Linked DNA regions of Mus musculus: region 1 is linked to region 2. A link is a loop called in an ENCODE intact Hi-C map of the cell type or tissue named here. Cell type or tissue: heart. All regions are shown on one strand. Links, peaks and the distances in the headings refer to the core of each region. The heading gives the core; the rest is flanking DNA.

What was found. Hi-C counts contacts between places; a loop is a spot of excess contacts. Peaks named below come from ENCODE experiments on the same cell type or tissue, not always from the same donor. Only the 100,000 strongest peaks of a DNase experiment are listed, where the experiment ranks them.
Region 1: it touches region 2 in a loop (5-fold over the local background); 5 of 42 quality-filtered maps call a loop at or near these places.

The regions. Positions count from the first base shown.
Region 1 is chr2:85,093,676-85,104,079 of GRCm38, forward strand. No RefSeq gene overlaps it. Among named protein-coding and RNA genes, the nearest start is that of 4930443O20Rik, 12 kb to the left of the region's middle. In heart, for the core only: no CTCF peak of the experiment used is centred there; a DNase peak (open chromatin) is centred at 5,346; H3K27ac peaks cover 985 bases.
Region 2 is chr2:85,046,593-85,056,996 of GRCm38, forward strand. It overlaps Tnks1bp1 (tankyrase 1 binding protein 1), which reads left to right and starts at 3,868. Exons shown (of 12, transcript NM_001081260.2): 1 at 3,868-3,968; 2 at 4,269-4,381; 3 at 5,333-5,963; 4 at 7,691-7,760. The coding sequence starts at 4,288. Ssrp1 (structure specific recognition protein 1) reads left to right here. Exons shown (of 17, transcript NM_182990.4): 17 at 54-522. The coding sequence ends at 122. In heart, for the core only: a CTCF peak has its summit at 4,010; DNase peaks (open chromatin) are centred at 1,369, 1,929, 3,529, 3,869 and 4 weaker places; H3K4me3 peaks cover 3,896 bases; H3K27ac peaks cover 4,176 bases.

The DNA.
Region 1 (10,404 bases), core at 728-8,727, 47 kb after region 2:
TTTCATGCATTTACTTTCAGTTTGAACCTATTCCCCACCCACACCATTCTCCAAAGGAACAAAACCCCACCACACATCTGTTCACCTTAGCAAATATCCATTTTGCTAGTTGCTTGGACCTGGGCTCCAGTCTTCATCCTTTAATCTTATTTCTGGTGGTTACTTTGAATAGACACCTACAGCCAGCCGTTCTAAACGAGACTATGTTTAGCTTTCCTTACTAAAAACAAAGTTACCCAACACTTTCCAGGTCCCAGGCTATGTGCTGTGTGCTTCCTTTCTTTCCATACCATATGTAGTCACATGTGACCCCTGGATGGATGTAGTATTTCTGCCTTCAGGTTGTGGTTGACAACTGTGATGTGTGTAGTGAAGTCAAGTTGTATAGTCTGCTGGACTTCAACCCTGGTCTGTAATCCCAGAGTTTCACACCAAAGCACACTTCAGCAAACAGGTTCAGAGAATCCTAGAGAAGAAGAGTTCCAGGTGCAGATGCAGCTTTGGGTAAACCAAGTCAAGTCTCTGTGCCTTGGTTTTCTGACCCATTTAACGGGGGACGATGGCTTTCCCTCCTCCTAAGGTTGTTAGGAGGCTCACTGGCTCAGTCATGATGAGGAGTGCTATTATTATTCTATTTTTTCATTTGCACTTCTACACAGTAATCTATCCACCATCTGTGTATACTCTCAGGAGCAGTAACACTTGTTCTCAAGCTGTAGACGTTCTTAGCATTTTTTTTTAAACGTGTGCGTCTGAGTGTGTCATGGGCTCTTCTGGCAAGCTGGTAAAATAAAATACCATAAGAAGGATGGTTTACCTAGGAAGAGGAAGGTGATCAGTAGGTGTGTAAGAGGGGGACAAGAAAGAGTAATGGGTGTGTAAATATGGCCAGAATACATTATATGCCTAATGAAAATGTCATAAGGATACCCGTTATTGTATATAGTAAGTATATGTTAACAGAACTGTAACAAATAAGCCAGGCGTGGTGGCGCACACTTTTAATCCCAGCACTTGGGAGGCAGAGGCAGGCGGATTTCTAAGTTCGAGGCCAGCCTGGTCTATAAAGTGAGTTCCAGGACAGCCAGGGCTATACAGAGAAACCCTGTCTCAAAAAACAAAAAACAAAAAAAAGAACTGTAACAAATTAATTATACTGAAAAAGTTCTCAAAATATTAAAGAAATATATTTGTATTTAGCGGTGCATGTAATGCATTCAACAATCAAGTCTAGGGCAAGCGAGACAGCTCAGAGTTACGTGTAAGCCTGCGGCGACCCGAGTTTTATCTGAATCCACGTAAAGGTGAACTGAGAGAAGTAACTCCACTAATTGTCTTCTCTCCTTCTCACGTGTGCCGTGGCTCGTGCGCTCCCTTTCCTGATGCACACGTGAGCACACATGTACGCAATCATGAGACCAAAACAAACAAACACGAAGATCTAGAACTGTCACTTTGAGGTAATAATGCTGTTTTGTGAATTGCACGATGACCATACCAAACTATGAAATACCTGCCGTTATCTGTTGGTTTCAGATTTACTTATTTTATATGTATGAGTGTTTTGTCTCCATGTATGCATATGTACTGTATGCAAATCTTGTGTCCACAGAGGTTAGAAGAAGATGTAGGATCTGTGGAACTGGAATTTTGGACAGTTTTATGCTGATGCGTGGGTGTCACGAACTGAACTTGGATTCTCTGCAAGAGCAGCAAATGTTCCTGCTGAGCCATCTCTCCAGCCTCCATTTTTAATTTTTAAAAATCTATGATGTTTTTGCTCTTTTATGTATGTATGTAATTTATTTTGGTCCTTTTTACGTCCATTGCCCTCTCTCATCCCCTCTCACCCCTGACAAATGCCATTCTTTTGTTTGTTTGTTTGTTTGTACTGGCAGGATCTGTCTGTGTAGTCCTGGCTGTCTTGGAACTCGATATGGCTTCGAACTCACAGTGATACGCCTGTCTCTGAAGTATGTGTCACTGTGCACACCGCTCAGGGGAGGGAGGCTTGTTTTTTGAAACATGGTTTTACTATATAGCCCAGGTGGACTTAAAACTCACGCTCTTCCTGTCTCAGCTGGTCAAATGCTAGGGCAGAGGCCTGTCTGAGCCTCGGTGCTCAGCCTGTTCCTCATAACGAGAAAGGACAGGCTGGGTCCTCCTAGTTTCATGTGTCTCCTTGGCTATGTTTATGTTGAAAAGAAGTGCTAAATTCCGAGTGAATCTTTTATAGCCCCACTCTTGGCTGAAATTTTTTTTTTTTAACACAGACTTCAGATAAAGAACTGAATGGGGCAACCCTTGGGATCTTTTCCAGCTCTATGCTTCTGAGTCTGACCTTGAGGAGGCCCCGGGGGTGGTGAGAAGGACGCTGTGCTTCTAGGATGGTGGCCTAGGACATGCTTACAAAAGGCCTTTCCAGGCACTGGTTGTCTTTCCTGCAGGGCAGCTGGGTTCCCAGGTCTAATAGAAGCACCGAGCCTCCTCTGAGAGCCTTTGCCCTGCTGATCAATAGCTGCTGCGCTAGATCTATTGACCCAGACCTTTGTTTTCCGGAAACAGCTCTTTCTCTCATTAACCCCAGCCAGCCTGGCAATGGACAAAATGCCTTCTGTGATTTGCATTCACCATTAGGGCCGAGGTGTGTGTGTGTGTGTGTGTGTGTGTGTGTGTGTGTGTGTGAGAGAGAGAGAGAGAGAGAGAGAGAGAGAGAGAGAGAGGTAGTACTCCATGGAAGAGGAGCCATTGATGCCAGACAGACCCTTTCATCTGAATGCCTGCCTCATTTCTTCAGTGAAAAGCCCTAAGCTGTAAACTAGGCCTTTCTGGATCTGATGTTGCTATTTCTATTGCTCTCTAGGCTCTCAGAGGATTCTAGCTTTTCCTCACCACACAGGTAGGATTTTTTCCCACCCCAAGATTCAGCATTCCTTCTTCCCAACTCTCTCTAGAGCTCCATTACACACATGCACACACAGACACAGACACAGACACAGACACAGACACAGACACAGACACAGACACAGACACTCTCCCTACTCCTGTTCTTTTTTTTCCTGCTTTCCTTTTTCTTTTTCCCTTCCTCTTTCCTTCTGTCCCTTCTTCCCTCCCTCTGTCCCTCCCTCCCTCCCTCTGTCCCTTCCTCCCTTCTTTCCTTCACTCCTATTTCCCATCTTCCTTCTTTCCTTCCTTTCCTCCCTCTCTCCCTTCCTTCCTTTCTTCCTTCTGATTTTCCCCTTTCCTCCTTGCCTTTCTTCACCACTTCCTTTCTTTTCAGAGACATGTCACTGTATAGCCCACGCTGGCCTCAAACTATTGATCCCTCTGCCTCAGCTTCATACCATATTACAGCCATGCCACACTATCATATAAGCATACTTCTAAAGATTTGTCAACTGTTTAGGGATCGCTTTACCCCGAGTGAGAGGGAGGGGAGCTGTTGACTCAGGCTTTGTGGGGACAGATGGTGGAAAGGTGGTAAGGGCCTCCCCCAAGTCTGCAATGTTCCATGCCTGGCATCCTGCACTACCGTTAACACAGTCAACCCACATCTCTAGTTAAGTACTGCTCTTCCCTGGACTTCTGCTTTGTCCTATACACTCTCTAGGGCACTGCTAATTCTCCTGACCCTAGAATGGTCTTAGAATTTGCATAGGAAGAAGATGAATACACCAAAAGGTGTGCTGTGGGGTCTAAGGAAATGCTGAGGGGAGAAGCTGATATACTCATCAGACTCCCAAGTTCAATCAAAGCCAACATTTGTTTTATTAGTTCATCGATTATTCATCCTTGGGAGATGATGAAGAGCAAGATACAGCTGAGTCTCTAGGGTCAAGGTCTAGTAAGAAAGGTTACAAGAGGTAAACAAACTATGATGTCATAGAGCTTAGGATGGCCACAGATATATAGTAGTCAGCTTGCCCATGGTTTCATTTTCCATATGTTTATTTGATTGTGGTCTAAAACTAGTAAATGGGAGATTCTAGAAATAAATAGTTCATGTGCTTTAAATTTCACACTGTTCTGAGTAGCAGTATGAAATCTTGTGCTGTCCTGCTCCGTCTTGCCTGGGACAGGAATCATCTGGTTCAGTGTATACACACTGTATATACTACTCACCTGACAATTGTGTTCAAGTCATCTTTAATTTTATTTAATATCTCAGAGGACAAGACTGGTGATGCTGACAGCTTAGATATGCCCAAGAGGCTGGGAAGTGCTTTCCTTAGTTTTTGACATCATAAGAAGTTAGGTGAGTAGAGGCAATAGAATATTTTGAGGGAGGGAAAATATATCCTTTATTCCAAAATGCTATCATCAACAACCTCATTATTACAGATTGCTATTAACCTCTTACTACAAATAACCTATAATCTGAATTCTATTGTACATATATGAAAAGTACAGAGTTCAGTAGTGTTTGTAGTTTCAGGCGCCCACTAGGGGCCTTGGAGTATGTCTCCAGGGGTTAAGGGTTGAGGGGATGGCTGGACCATGTGTGACTCATCAAAACAACTGACTTATGAAGCTTGAAGGGTTTGCCACTGATGAGTTAACAAGGAAGGCCTGGAATGTAGAGTTAGTCATTACATCAGAGGAGAATGGAGAGAAGAGCTCCCTGAGGGAATTCAGTTTATACGAAGGTTGGGTGTAAAAATGTGTAACTCTCAGAAAGGCAGGGCTTACATTAGGTTGTCAGGGACATAATAAAAAAAAAATGCCCAGACTTAATAGAAATTAAATTCCTGGTGACTCTGGAGGTTGAAAATCCAAGCTCAAAATGTTAGTAGGTTGAATTTCTGAGGCCTCTCTCCTTGGCTTCCAGATGGGGGAATTTCTCATTGTGCCCCATGTGGTCTTGCGTGTGTGTCCTTAGTGTCTCTTTGTCCAAATTTCCTTGTTGAATCTGACACCAGTTAGCTGGAGGAGGAGGGCCCATTCTAGCAGTCCTAAGGCTTTAAAGGCCTTGTCTCCAAATCTAGTCACAGGCTCAAGGACTAGAGGCTACAACATAGACATTTTAGAGAACCCACCTGAGCCTCTAGCTCGGTGACTGTGGAAAAGAGGGAAGTGGATCTAGGCGGTAGTGAAGGGGCGGAGTTAGATGAGGGAATGCCTTGGGTATCAGGATTGGGCTTCCCACGTTAGGACTTACAAGTGCTTGCTGCTGTTTTTGGTCTGGGAAAGCTCATTGGAAAGCAAACTTCCTGTCCCCCATGCTCTGGCCACTCTGGGAGGGAGGCATATGATCTTTCAAGTCTACAGCCACTGGTACTGGTCATTGGAGCCACACCCCAAGGAAGGGTCAGTTTTGGCCCTCTGCCTGGGCTCTACGGGATCCTTGCCCAGCTGGGTGGGTCCTGGAAGCTTATCAGAAACTTTCCAGAAACTTGCACTTAACAGACGTGACTACACAAAGCCCACACTGAGCACAGTTTTATGGGTGTGGAGGGGAGGAGAAAAACCAAGCATCAGCCTTCTGCCTTTAGTAAACTCACCGCGTCTCAGAAGGTCCAGGGCCAGTGCTGCTGCCCCTGGTTCCCACTGACCTTCCCCTGCCGCCTCTGCTTGCTGCTTTCCTTCTCCATAATGAGGGTGAGCCCAACACAAACTACAGGCCCTGCCCTCCCTGCAGGATTCTGAAAACCAGAGGAAGTGGGGGTGGGAGGAGACATTTCCACTCTGGATAGAGGCACCCTGAATTGCTTCTCTCAGCCAGAGTGGGGTGGCTTGGGAATCTGCTTTCCTAAGGCATGTAAGGTTGGTGGGGGTCAGGGGAGGGCAAGAATGGACGGAAAGTCATGCTGGCTGGTTTTTTCGTGTTGTTTGTTTGTTTTAAGTAGAAAATATTTTTCTTGGTTCCTTGAGGATTTTGTACAATGTACTTTAATCATTTAACCTTCTTTTTATTTGCTCGTTTATTCATTTATTCTTTCATGGTTTCATACATAACAACATACTTTGATCACATTCCTCATCCTAGTATCCTCTCTTATCTCCCCGTCCCTTTTATTTTCTCTGTAGAAGATCCTTGAGCGCTAGGCTTGTGCTCTGTTATTGAGCTCAGTTCCCAGCCCTTTCAAAAACATTTGTATTTGAAGTATAAGGTGCCGTGGCCGCTGCAAGCATCTTAGTTCAGAGCCTGATTAATTCTTCACATGTCATAAATACAATAGTGAAGCCACCATTGCACAAAGCTTTAGAGAAGACCACAAGCTCCTGTTTTGCCTCTGAACCTTAGGGGGCAGCTTCTGTCCTCCCTTGGATGCTGAGAAAAGAAACCACTTGGTGTGTACTCTTTCATGTCTCAATTTTTGTTTTAAGGTGCTCAGGGTCATTGTTAGGGTCTTAATTGCAAACTTAAATGCTGATGGTATCTGGATGTGGGGCCTTTTGGAGGTGATTAGAATTAGATGATACCATGAAGGGATACCTGGGAATATTAATACATTTGAAGGAAGAGGGAGACCCAAGCCAACATGCTTGGTCTTACCACATGATGCTATGCACCATGTAAAGATGTATACTGTAAAAGGCCCTCATCAGAAGTTGGTAACCCACTCTTGGATTGCCAGGCCTCTGGAGTAGGAGATAAATTGTAGGGAACAGAAGAAGGCCCGAGAGACTGACATCCCAAGTGAATATGTATTGTTGACACAGGCACAGTCATGACAAAGAAAGACTAGAACCCATGGGAGATTGCCAAAGCCATTTCCCATATGGGCTGGGCTAAGAGGGTTGGTGAAAGGTTTCCTAGAGGTCTGAGTGCAAATACTACCAAGTGTAACCTCCTTTCCTTCAGAGCGTTTCCAGCCTGAGGCTGCACACCTATAGAGAACTGCCACCTTCCAGTTTGAGGTGAAAGTAGCTGCATCCCATTAGAGCACATACTGCCTTCCCGACTCCAGCTCTTTTGTTGACGTGGCTCTCCGTTTTTCATTTCCTTGCTGCCCAATAGTCAGAGTTTCAGGGCCCAAGCCCCGTGGGTGGCAGCCTAAATAAACCTCTTCTTTTAATAGAAGCTACACACTCTATGATATTCAGGCATGCTAATAGACAACAGGGTAAGAAAGCTACCATCGGAGAGCTCTTCATATCCCTGAGGCCACCATCCGGTGAGATGAACTGCCTTGACATGTTAGTCATGCACAGACGCTTGTAAGTCTCACTATCTGGGGTTCCTAGAATATTCTTGGACAAAGCCAGATAACATCAACCTCAGATTCAAACCATTCTTGATTGTAGACTTAGATTTTTCAAAACCTACTTTAGTAAGGGTTCTCAAATGCTTTGACCGCCTTTCTAGCCCACCATCCAAAGGCAGGGGCGAAGAGATGGTAAATAGGACAAGGGGATATGGACTTGTTTAGAAGTAGTTCTTTGGGGGTGATTTTAATTTCTGTTTGTCAGGATACCAGCGCTTCAGAATACTAACAGTTATGTTCAAAAGTATAACCAAACACAAATCAGCAATGGTGGCAAGATCCAGCAGAAACCACCAGGCTTCCACCAAATTGGCAAGAGTTGGCAGGACCAGCCAAAATGCCAGGAGTTTTCTGCTGTGCCTCTTTCAACAAAGTGAAGAACAGTGAAGATGCAAGACCAATGAGTTGAACCACTAGCTCTGCAAGCACCCCAGTCACTATCTGTTGAGTCCTACATATACTCTCTCCAAACATTACATGTCCTCTCATGAGTCTTGCCTCGGCAAAACAGCATGTGAGTTTGCTTCAGCAAGACATCCTGTGAGTCTGTATCACATGACACACCAGAAATCTCCACTTTACTTGGTTCCTGACATGATGGAGCTGAGACATGTCATCCTTCGGGCCATATCATTCATGCTTTGTCCAAACTTCTAACCCACGGCATACAGGTACAGAATACAATAGCTACCTTAAGTTGTTAAAATTTGAGGTAACATAAGATGTAAGTATAAATAGGATAGAAAGAGGATGGCTTCTAGAAGGGCCACTTTAATCTCCCTACTGGTAGAAAATGGAAAAACCTAAAGCTAAACAAATAAAATTTCTTTCCAGACTCTCTGTCTACTTGCTTCATTCTCTGACCATCCCTTAGACCTCCTGATCACTTTTAGATCTGGTGTCCACCTTTCTGTGTTCAATTTTTTGTCAACACTTACACAAGCTAGAGTTTCTTGGGGGAAGAGGAAACCTCAATTGAGGTACTGCTTTAACCACATCAACCCATGGGCATGTCTCTGGGAAATTGTCTTGATTAGTGATTGATGTGGAAGGGCCTAGCCCAGCCTAGGTGGTGTCATGCCTGGGCAGATGGTCTTAAGTTGTATACAAAGCAGCCTGAGCACGCCATGGAAAACAAGCCAGAAAGCAGTGTTCCTCCATGTCTCTGCCTTGAGTTCCTGCCTTGGCTCCCTGGATGATATGTTAAGACAAACTCTTTCTTCTCCAATTTGGTTTTGGTTAGTGTTTTGTCATAGCAAGAGTGAGTAACTAGAATACCTCTGTTCTCATGTCCCGGAAGTAGAAGGCATCACTCATAAGTTTTTGCCTTCTTAACAGAGCTCCTGAAGGAAGGGCATGTCGGGAGCAGAGCTGGGTACACAGTGCTGGAAGGCTGGCCCATAGAGACAGCTTCCCTCTTGGTCACGAGATGTCCTTTCTGTAGAGCCTCGACAGCATTCTTTTCTGAGGACCCAGTTCTGTGTTCACCTTCTTTCCTGCACTATGATGCTATCTTCACTCTATAGATATGGTATAATGTGATGATACCATATTATCATATTAAATGATGACTGGTATAGTGGGCTGGTGATCGGTATATGACAATGGAGGTTGTCTGGCTTCCCTGAACTTCAGTTCTCTTCGTGTCTTAAAAACAATGAATAGTCCTAGGTGTGTCTAGGGCTGCAGCGAAGATGCTTAGAGAGAATTGTTCATGTGCTTAGTGGCTGTGCAGCCTTTATTAACATGTGACTAAGCAATACGAAAATAGAGAGTGGAGGTGGGGTGTCAGCTTGCATGGTTGGCATCATTATTGATCTTTAAAATGTGTGTGTGTGTGTGTGTGTGTGTGTGTGTGCGTGCATGTGCATGTATTGTGTGTGTGGTGTTATCCCTCAATATCGCCAACACCATTTTTTAAGATAAGCTCTCTGGTTTTTACCTGAATCTTGCTATTCAGCAAGGCTGGAAACTGAGCCCCAGGGGTCTACCTGTTCTCTCCTCCCTAGCATGTTAATCACAAGTGTGGGATGTAAATCCATGCCAAGAAGTTTGGTAAGGTAGAGAAGGTGGAGACCCAGACACTTGGTGGGCACACATCTGAGGCTTAGGTGATTCTGCAAAGTGGCTGTGTCCTGTGGTGGAGCAGACATGGGACCCACAACCCTACATGCAAGTGTGTGCCACCACACCTGCTCTCTTTATTCAGGTTCAGGGAAATTGAACTCAGGCCCTCACACTTACATGGCAAACACTTTCCCAAGAGAACCACTTCCCCAGGCCATTTGTCTGTTTGTTTTCACAGATGAAGACAAGTCTGGGGTCAGAATGCTGGTGGAAGAAAGACAAGTAGTGCCAGTTGGTGTCTGTCTATCACCAAGGCACATGCTGCCTTCGCCCTGTCTGTCATTGGTACCCATGGTTCTGAATGAGCGGCCTTGAAGGCGGCTGCCTGGATTCACACTCATCCCTTACGCTTTGTAGTTGTGCTACTCACCTTGAGACATGGCGTCAATCCACTCTAGCACTGCCTCCAGCCTCGGTGAGTCTGGGTCTGTTAGTGATGGCCAGGGAGCCGCTGCAGCCCTGAAAAGCCTTTGGACACTGGAAGCTGCAGAACAAGGCAGCTGGCCTGCCTTCCGAAGGGCACTGCTTTGAGGCCTTTCTTTCTGTGATCCCTGTGGGTGGGGAGAGAGGGACTTGCAAACTGCTCTTTTTTTCAAACTGGTATGGGAAGAAGGATTTGATTTATTGTATCTTTTTTAAAAATAGCTTTGTTGAGATAGAATTAATGCGTTGAGATAGAATAAAGCAGCCATTGAAAGTGTGTAATTTGGCGGCGTTTGGTATACTCTCAAAGTGGTACAGCTGTCATCATAGGCAATTTTAACACATCTTTATCATCTCATAAAGGTATTTTATACCTCTTAGCCATAATCTTCTCCTCACTCCAATCTTGCCTTCAGCCCTAATGCTATATAACCTTGTCAATACTAGACATTTCATATACCCAGAATCTATTAATAGTAACTCTCAGTGATTTGCTTGTTCTTTTAGGGAAACTAGTCTTTTAAAAAATGTTAACTACATAAAAAATTTAAAATCACATTATTGATTGATTGATTGTATCTGTGTTTATATGTATGGGTATGCACATGCCACAGTGCTCATGTGGAGGTCAGAGGAAAGACTTTAA
Region 2 (10,404 bases), core at 794-8,793:
CCTCTTCCCACCTGGCTGGGACACATTTACCCTAAAAGAACTTTGCTTTTCAGGACTCTGAAGAGGAGCTAGCCAGTACCCCTCCAAGCTCAGAGGACTCTGCCTCGGGATCTGATGAATAAAGGAGGGAATTCCCACCTCGTCACAGCTCCAGTCTCTCACATAGTCCTTGGATTCTGTGCCATCTGAGTAACTGCTCTTGGTGGCTTCCACTGCCCTGAGGCTTTGAGGGAAGCACCTAACCTCTGCTGCTTTGCAAGGAAGGCTCCTTGCAATCTGGAGAGAGACTCGGTAGGAGTGTGTTGTCTTCTACTCGCAGTGCATTGAAGGACCCAAGTCCTCAGCCTACTTTCCTACTTTCTGACTGTAGTAAAAGCTGCTTCCTGTCCTGTTCAAGTTGCTGCAGCAGGGGTCATGCCAAGTCAGGCCTGTAGCTCCTAATAGGGGCCTATTTCTACTTTTATTTTGTATTTCTGGTCTGTGAAAACAATTTAATAAAGGGAAATGACTTTGGAAACGATGTCCTTATGTCTCCTTTCCCAATTTGCATGTGGTGTTTACCTTCCCTGACCGGCAGGGCCCTCCTGCCTGCCCAGCTGGGAAGCAAGTCTCCAGGTACATCGTGTCCTTTCCAGCCGGACAAGCATTGGTTTTCACCCTTGTCTGGGGAACTGTGCCACATGAGAGTCAAGAAATGAGTACTGATCTGATTAGGAAGCCTCTCATAGTTCACTCCACTCCATTAGCCAACAGAGGGGGGCGGCGGCGGCGGCTCTGAGCTCCTTTTAAAATCACCTTATGAGTCAGGGTCTTACAAGGCTTGAGATAATAGAATGAGGATCGACTTTCTAGCGTAGAGTGGAAACTTGAGTCAGGAGGATTGTAGAAAATGAGTTGTGCATGTTTGTGAAGTTAAGTGTAAGAAGATTCTGGCAAGGGAGGGCTACACCACTTTGTGTTTGGTAACTGTATTTAAAAGATCTTAAAGGAGACATAACAGGAGGGAAAAAACTACCCCACTTGTCACAGCGGCTCTCAATCAGAATTTATCCACGTGGGGGTGGCCACGTCGTTTGCCGCTCTCAGGAGGCTCAGGTGTAACAGGAAGACTCTTCAGTCCGCCAACAGTTCCCTTCGTGCTGCCCGCGCTCTATGGTGCTGTAATCAGTGTAGGCTCAGGGAAAGCTGTCCAGGGCGGTTTCCTCTCTAGGCAGTCATCTCGGTGGCGCTGGGGTAAAATTGCGTCAGTTTCGCCTAAATCTGAATCAGGACCGGCCCCTCATTTACAAGGTCATGAATAATTATGTGGGATCTGTGCTTGTTTGCATATGGTGCGCCCGACTCTGTTTCAGCTTCGTTTTCCTACTCCCGGTTTCCTATATGAATATTCATGAGCAACATGGGGGCGTGTCTCTGGGCGGAGCGAGGGGAGGGGCCCCGGGGCTTGCACTGGCTCGGTCCCGCGGTGACGGTGGCGGCGGCGGCAGCAGCGGTCACTGGCGTCGGGGTGCCTCGCTGAGTGGAGCCGGTCCCGGGGGAGCGCGTGAGTGCGCGGCAGCCGGAGGAGGCGGGGTCTGGGGATGGGGGCGGGGAAGGGCATGGAAAGAACCCGGCGCCTAGCAGCCGGGACCTTAGATTGGGGCGGCAGCGGTGGGAGGGGGTCACCAGGAAAGTTTGCGAGGGCCTGGGGCGCTCGGGCGCTGCGGAGCTGGCGCGTGTGTGCGGGGGTGGAAGGCGTCCGTGCAGTGAGCCAGAAGAAAGCGGGGAGAGGCGAGGGTGGGGCGGGGCCGGGGGCGGGCGGAGCTGCTCGAGGGACCCCCTCCTTGCCCTCACCGGCCCCCTTCCCTAGCTCCCACGGCACGCCCCCATCCACGCTAGGCCGCCCCCACCGAGTCCTCGTCGTCAGTCCTCCGTCTGTTCCTTCGAGGGCTGCTTGGCATCTCGCTCAGTCTTCCGCTGCTGCCGCCCCCTCCTTCTCCACCCTCGTCTGCTCCTCCTCTTCGGCTAGCCGCTCGGTGTCCGTAAGCTCCCCACGGAGGCCCTCCAAACAGCCCCTTGCCCTGGGCTGTTCCATCTTCCTGTTGGCCCCCCTCTTCCAACACTTAGCCCTCCTGATCGCACTAGCTGAACATCCAGTGGTAGACCTTTAGGGACGACCCTGCTTGCCCTCAGGCCCTTCTGAGTGTCTGTCCAGGGCTGGGGCTACATAGCTCCTTTCCATTCTTTGGGGGCAGCCTCTACTCCCAGGGCTGCCTGATTTCCCTAGACCACTAAGAGTGGGGAGTTCTTGAGGTACTGCGATTCTGCAGCTTATGGACATGGCCTTGGTTACCTGGGGCTCCTGGCTGGGGCCTGTGTACTGTAACCGCCTCCCCTGTTGGGGACTCGGAGCCTGTTTTCATCTCTGCAGCTCTTTCTAACCTCAGAGGTGTCCATCAAGCCCCTATCTCAACCGCAGGTGAGAGGGTTTTTCTGTTTTGGACTAGTTTTTCTCCATTTCTAACCACCTTCACCATATCCCTTGTAATAATGTTCAAGGACAAGCAAGCAATCTTGTATATATTTTTAATTTAATTTAATTTTTCTGTCATCTCTCCGCCTTCAAGCGTTATTCACCCACATACAAGGAAAACAGCCCCTGGTAGTTGGCTGATCAGCCTTTTGACATTGACGGAGTTACTGTCTGTACCCTCTTTAAATAAGCTGGGACAGGGTCAAGCGGATGGGGACATCTTTTGCAAAGGCTGGGCACCACAGGTCTCTTAGAATTGAGAACTGTCTTCTCAGAGCAGCTGGAGTGGGAGGGGAGCCTTGAGGTTGGAGAGGGTTGGGTTGCCCTCCAGGGCTCTGTGCATTCCATGTGTTTGGCATGTCTCCCTTGCTCTTGAACCAGAGGAGCAGTGTTCACTAGTCACCACCAGAGCCGGAGGGGGGGCTTGAGAGTGGGAGGGTGCTTCAGCAGCCAGGGTGGGAACTGAGGGGGTGGAAGGCCTGAAGAATTTGAGGTGGGGGGGACATGAAGGAATGGTCTAGAGACGCAGCCTACGGTAGGGGGAGAGGTAGGTAGAGGTGGTTACCAAGGATGCTAGTTAGCTCATGGGAGACACTGAATGGAGTCACATTAATAATGGCCAACTGTTACTTACCACTTCCAGGCTTGGTATTTTGCATGCATTGTTTGACTTGAAACTCATTTAATACTTTTTTTTTTTTTTAAGCAGTATGCCTTAGACTAGTCGCACAGCTCTGAAGTGACAGACCCATTTAGTTGTTAGATCTTACAATATCAGCTCCAGAGGCTCCTGGCACAGGCTACTACCATGTGGCTATCATCTGGTTTAGTTTCTTCTGACCCCTCAAAACTCCTTTAGGGTGCACACCCATTCCTATGTCACAGGCTTTTGCAGGTCCCTCCCTGACTGTCCTGGAAGGGGCAACCCCAGGGAGTTTTCCTCTCAGTTACACCCCCCACCCCACAAGCAATCAAGCCCAGTCTGTCCTCCCTGCCCATCCTGGGCCGGCTCCTCCTTCCCCTTGGCTAGGCCCTGGAAATCCAGTGGGAGGCCATTGCTATGGTAACAGGACTAGGCCCTGGCTTTACCTCATCAAATTCCAAGCTGAAGCCAAAACGATTGAGAAATTAAAGGGAAAAAAATGTATTCCAGATGCTTACTTTTTATTTCTTATGTCCCTGTGTTTGGATGAGACAGCTCTTGAGTGCTGGAGGGGGGCAGGGATGTGAAAGGAGAATGGGGGGGGGGTAGGGAGCCACTCCCAGCCGTGGAGGGAGGGAGGAGAATGGGAAGAGGGGGGCCGGCTGTGGGGCGGAGCCCCAGGTTGGGGAGGAGCGGGTTTTTCCCGTCCCATGAGGTGATTCCAGAGACTTGAGAGTTTCTGGCCTTCTTGCTCCGCTCAGAGTGGACACCTCTAGTGGGGCTCCCTGACCCGAGAGGGTTGCCTCAGGAGCTGTAAGTAGGGTATCACAGGACGGATCCTGGGGGTGGTGTGGGTGGAGGTGGCTCCCTCCTGTGCTGGATCACTGAGGTTCAGAGCCAAGGGTTGGAGAGTCGTGTCAAGAGTTGAGGATGTGGCTGTGGGAACCTTCCCGGCCTCCCCCTGGAGTTCGCTCTTCCTGTCCCACACTGCCTGGGTTAGAAATAGACTTCCTTGGCTAAGCCTGTTGCCTTTCTCAGCTTTCCCTTCTCCACCTCTCCCTTCCCTGGGTCTTCAGTCACTTCGGCCGGCTCACACTGCTTCCTATTTCTCAGGCAGGGTGTGCCCTATGTGATGAAAGGATCCACTCTCAGGGAAGGCACAGCCATGGCTTCCCCACTGCCCCAGGATATGGAGGAGGAGCTGGCGCCTGTTGGCTCCGAGCCAGGTACCAATGGGTGCTGGGTGCAGGGTGGGGCCGTTGGCTGGGAGGAGGGCCGGGGGTGGGGTGGAGGCTGCACCCCTCTTCCGTCCCGGCAGGTAGCTGGAGTGACAGTGGAGGTGAGAGGCAGTGAGTCTGAAATGAGTGCTCACGGGCCTTGGCATCTGGTGGGAGTGAGGTAGAGCCCCAGCCGGTATGGAAGCAGAGCCTTTGAGACAACTCCAGGGAGCCTTGGAGGAGGAGACACTGAGGCACAGAAGGAGAATGGAGTGCCCTTCTTTCTCCCTGTCTAGACTTTTTAAATGCTTAGCTGAATGAGTGGGTGATACAAGATTCTATTATAGAAGGTTGTGGCCGTGAGTAATTCCCAAGGTCTTTTATTTGGCATTACAATGCCTTATATAGAAGGTGGATTTCTGCCCTTGTTTTTTTTTTTTTTTTTTCCTTCTTCCTTCCTGTGGCAGATTTACTTCTGTTTGACATAGGTCAATAGAAAGCTTGCATTCCTGATAATGAACTGGATGACTGAGGTGGCAAGAGGAAGAGGTGCAGCAGGGTGTACAAGGGGAGCTCAGCTAGGGTCAAAACTTCACTATGGAAATGTGGTGTAAAGAAATAGGGCTCCATCGGGTTCCCAGGCTGACAGTATGGTGAGGCCAGGCAAGTGGGTATGCTTATCTGCTCCATTCATTCATTCGATAGGAACCTGTGTTAGGAGCAAAATAGGATGCTAGAGGGATAAGGGGTCAAAGCCCACGTTGTAGGAGTTTGGAGAAGGTAGGCTATATAATGGGATGTGAAAAACCAAGGAAGCCTTCCTGGAACAGGCGGTACTGACTTGCACCTAGAACGATGGGTTCCAAGGTTGGAGTGTGGAAGATTCGGTGCAGCAGGAGTCACAAGAATTTATGTCTCATGGTTCTTCTGACAGTTCCTAATGAATCCTTCCTTCCGAAGGTGACCCACGAGCCAAGCCCCCTGTCAAGCCCAAACCCCGGGGCTTGCCCAGCAAGCCAGCTCTGCCTGCCAAACCCAGCCTCCTGGTGCCTGTTGGGCCTCGCCCTCCTCGGGGTCCCCTGGCTGAGCTGCCTTCTGCCCGGAAGATGAACATGCTGGCAGGACCTCAGCCCTATGGGGTCAGCAAGCGTCCCCTCCCGTTTGCACCAAGGCCTTCAGCTGAAGCAACCGCTGGAGGAGACGTTACCCAAGAGTCTGGGAAGGAGGATGCTGGGAAAGAAGACTTGCCCCCTCTCACACCCCCAGCTCGGTGCGCTGCCCTGGGAGGTGTGAGGAAGGCCCCTGCCCCTTTCCGTCCCTCCTCTGAGCGGTTTGCAGCCTGTACAGTAGAAGAAATTTTGGCCAAGATGGAGCAGCCACGGAAAGAGATCCTGGCCAGCCCTGACCGCCTCTGGGGCTCCCGCCTCACTTTTAACCACGATGGCAGCTCTCGATATGGCCCCAGGACCTATGGTGCCCCCTGCCCCAGAGAGGAGGATAGTAAGTCCCCTGCCAAAGGACGGTCCCAGGAGGGGACAGCAGAGATTCCTGCAGAGTGCCAGGAAGAGCATAGCAAGACTCCTGAGGAGAGGTAAGGGCTGAGAAGAGTTTGTATAGTTCCTTGAAGTCTTAAAGGGGCTATGGAGGAAGTGGGCTCAAGTTTGGGTTATCATCTTTACTGTCAGGTTACTTAGGTGAATTCAGGCAAACCCAGGCTAAGGCCCAGAGCATCTCTGTAGCAAATGGTGGAGTTACTTCTCTCTCTCTCTGTGTGTGTGTGTGAGTCTGTGTCTGTGGTGCATGTGTAGTGTTAGGAATTGAACCCAGGGCCTTGTTCATGCTAGACAAGTGCTTTATCATTGAGCTACATCCCCAGCCCACTGTAGTTCTCTTTACAGAGTTGATACGTGTTATGCTAGAGAGGCATACTATTCAGCAGACTAGTTTGTAGTCCATTGAGTACATATCCGTGCTATTTGGAGGAAGGGATTGATAAGTCCATTTTAGAGATTGGAAAATCAAGGCTCCAGAGTGACTTCCTGGAGTCTCTCAATTTAAATCCCGATGTGTATGATTCTAAAACCTGTGATCTTAACTGCTAGGTCTCATGTGGCAGAGCACCATGCGGGGACCTCAGGGAGGGGTATGTTGGAATCTGTACAGTACAGATTTCCCCTCTGAGGAGGAGTGTGATGCGCTTCAACTAATTTCTGCATAGAGAATTCTTCTATTTGGAGACATTTTCTCAGTTGCACTTCTTACCCATAGCCGGCCTGCATGTAAGGGAGGCCTCCTTGGGTTAGTGGACACATGATCTGGAGGGACATGAGGGATTTGGCCACCTCAGGCTTTTCGGGACAAGAGAGCACCAGCCTGAAGCATGCAGAGCTAGGCCCAGTGGTTGGCTTCCCTCTCCCACTGTGGTGGCCAGGCCTGTTGTGGTCTGCACTGAGCCTGGAGCTGAAGGCCCTGCCCTGCCCTGCCCTGCCCTGCCCTGCCCTGCCCTGCCCTGCCCTGCCCTGCCCTGCCCTACCTTACCCCACCCTCCAGCCTGCCCTTTTCTCACTGGAAACACCTGGTGGGTGTGATGCACCCCCAGGACCAGGGCTGCTGGGAGGCCGTCCTGCTTCCCGGCCTGGATGCCTCTCTCCATCTGAGAAGGGTTCAGTTTTAGAAAATCACCCCCACCCCCAGTCCCCAGTCCTTTAGGAAATATCAGCAGGGCTGCCGGGACCAGTTGTATTCTGGCCAGAGAAGAACTTTAATCCCTCAGGGACTAGGAGAGGAAGACATTTTCTTGGGAACCTCTGAGGGACCTGGACCCACATGATGCTGTTCTATAAGAGAGGGGGGAATTTAACCCTGTGTGTACAGGAAGGGAGTGGGTGTTATGTCCTGGGCATTTGCTCTGCAGGCACAACCTGGCTCCTTATCCTTAGAGCTTTCAGACCAACTTCAGGAATAAGTTCTGAGGTTTTTAATCTTTGGGTGGTGTTAACATTGCTGAGGAGGGATAACTTCCCCCCTTTCCTATTTTGCCAACAGACTTCAGCATTCTTTTGTCTTGCTTTTGTTTTTGTTTTTTTGAGACAGGGTTTCTCTGTGTAGAGCCATGACTGTCCTGGGCCTCCCTTTGTAGACCAGACTCAAACTCACAGAAATCAGCCTCCCCTGCCTCCCCAGGATTGGGATTAAAGGCGTGAGCAACCGTGCCCTACCTTCCCAATTCAGGATCAAAGGCATGAGCAACAGTGCCCCACCACCCCACGAGCTTAACACGAACTTCTTTACCTCCTCTTCTGTCTCTCTTCCTCTCAGGAACCTCACTTCCAGCCCGGCAATGAATGGGGACCTAGCTAAACTGGCTTGCTCTGAAGCACCTACCGACGTGAGTTGTCTTCATGTTGTGAGTACAGCTGTGTAGAGTGGAGTTGGGGAGTCATCTGAGATCACCTCTTATTCTCTCAGAGTTTAGATGGGGGAAACTGTGACCCATGGACTTGCCTGGCGATATGCTGTCAAGACTCAGATTTTTTTTTTCTAAACTCCCAGGCCAGTGTGCCTGGTCATTAAGGTAGCTAAGTATGGTTGGTCATGATGATTAGGGGCAGTACTTATAATACTGCTAGCATCGACCAAGCCCCTACTGTGCGCTGTGGGCATGTCCTAGGGACATTAGACAATTTAATCCTTTTGGTAACAAAGCTAGTAGGCTTTGTCAGCCTCTTATGAGAATGCCAGGACTCAGGCTAAGTAACTCTCTTGGCCTGAGGCAGGACCTGAAGTATCTGACTCTCTAATCTCCCTGGCAATGCCTAGGTTCAGAAAGGGGAAAGTCTGGGTTTCCTATTCATTCCCTCTTCTTATGAAGCCCAGTTTTCTGAGCAAACTCTGTCAAAAATGGCCCTTGTTAGGAGAGCCATTGTCAGCTAGAGGCTGTCCCAAGTGCCCTGGAATAGAGATATGAGTCTATGTATGTGTGTGCTATGCATTGGAACACCAGAGAATAAAATACGCATTGTGTCTGTTGTAAGGACCTCACCTTCTAAAGGCAGGCAGGCAGACCCTAAGATAGACGTCCTGTAAACTGGCAGATGCACAAGGTGTTGCTGGGAGAACTGGGAAGGTCATGTGCTGGGTGAGGGTAGTGGGAAGTCTTCACTATGTAGGTCAGGTGCCTGAGGAACAGCACTCAGCCATATACAGAGAGGCAAAGAAGCCAAGAGATCTGGGGTGCATTGAGAGGACGACTAGGTGTAGTGAGGACCAGGAGGCAATAGTCCTGGCTGGTACAGTGGCCTGGAAGCTGCTATGGACTTTATGACTTGAGCAAGAAGAAGATGCCATTGAGCAGTCTGAACAGTTACAGAAGTGGCATCTGATGGCTCAGTTGTAAGGAGATATGTTGCTTCCCAGGTTTAAGAGCAGGTCGCAGGAAGGAGGTCAGATTAGCAGCAAGGATCAAGGGGATTGTTAGCTGGATCCAGGTGCCTTGACGGATGATGATGGCGTGGACCACAGAGGCATCTGTTAGGAAGTGGTGGGGTCTGGATCGAATCTGTCGGTGACAAAGAGAGGACATTCAGAGTTTCTCCTGAGGAGGAAGGGAGAGAGCATTCAGAATCTAGGAATCCCAAGGCATTTGGCCTTAGCAACCAGAATGGTGAGGTTCCCACTTACTAAGAGGGGGACCTTTAAAGGCAAAGCATAGCTGGGAGACATATAAGGAGTTTGCTTTGGAGTCTGCTGCACTCATGATGCTCTTTAGACATCCAAATGGGAATGCCAGTCGAATGATCGGATAGAGTATGACATTTAGGGGGAAGTGAGTGTGTCGGAAGGAAGGGAAGTCTTCAATGTTGTCAGTGTAGAGATGGTGGCTGGAGACTGACTCAGGTCACCAAGGGAATAGGTGGGATACTGAAGGGAAAAGGCCCAAAGCATAGCAATGGAGACAGGGAGGACAGCCCTAGAGCTTGACTAGGCAAAGCGTGTGCCACTGCAGGAGTGTGGCCACTGCAGGAGTGTGGCAGCAGCTGCCAGTACCTAGGTTGGGCTGCCTCCTTTGGTTAGCATCAATTGGCTGTAGCTCCAGGAATGTCCACAGTGACCTTGGCAAGTAGTTAGGTGGAAGGCGTGAAGGAGAAAGCCCGAGTGGAGCGAGTCTAGGAGAGGTGAGGCAAGAGGAACCGTGTATAGTGAAGGTAACCAATACTTTCAAGAAAACACATGGAAGCTAGAGCTCTGTGAGGCCAGAGTGGGCTCTCCTTTTTCTGTCTATCTCTATTGTTTTCTGTTAGACGGGAAAGTAGAGCAATTGGTGTGCTGTGGGAGGGATCCGGTAGAGAGGGAAAAGTCAGTGATGCAGGAGAGAGAGAGAAGGGGGTTGGCCTTAGCCTGGAGCAAGGACAGTGCCTGGTCACAGGAATCCACGCTCCTGGTGGTGGATAGGCAAGGTGCAGAGTGTTGGCTTTCTCTTCTGTTCTCAGAGAACCGGAAGCAAGGCTGTTAGCTGAGAGAGGATGGGAAGGAGGTGTTGGAAGCTTGAGGGGAGACGTTGTCTGTGGGGCATGGAATGGGGATAGGGTAGTGATGGGTGGGTGTGGGGTGGGATGCAGTAGGTTGATGAGCACTGTGGAACCGGTTTGTAGATAGGTGATGAATCTGAAGGGAGATCAAGTGTCATTGCTATGTGTTTCTTCTGTAGCCACGTAGCTGCCCAGGTTCTTGAGCGGGCAGACAGCTGCATTTTAACAGTATGAGGAACAGAGAGAAGGCATCGAGGGTTGTGAGAAAGGCAACTGTTGATAGTGGTAAAAGAGAGTTGAGGGCTGGGGTGGGGGTGGGGGTGGGGGGATGGAGCTGCGAGGAGGAAGTAGGGTTCCTGACCCTTGCTTCCCAAAGGGGTTGAGGAATGAGAGAGCTGGGGACATAAAAAGAATGAACAGGACAAATAGGAAATGGACTGGGCTGGTGGCCGACTTGAAGCTGAGACTGGAGATGGTGGTGATGAGAGTTATTGGGAAGGGCTG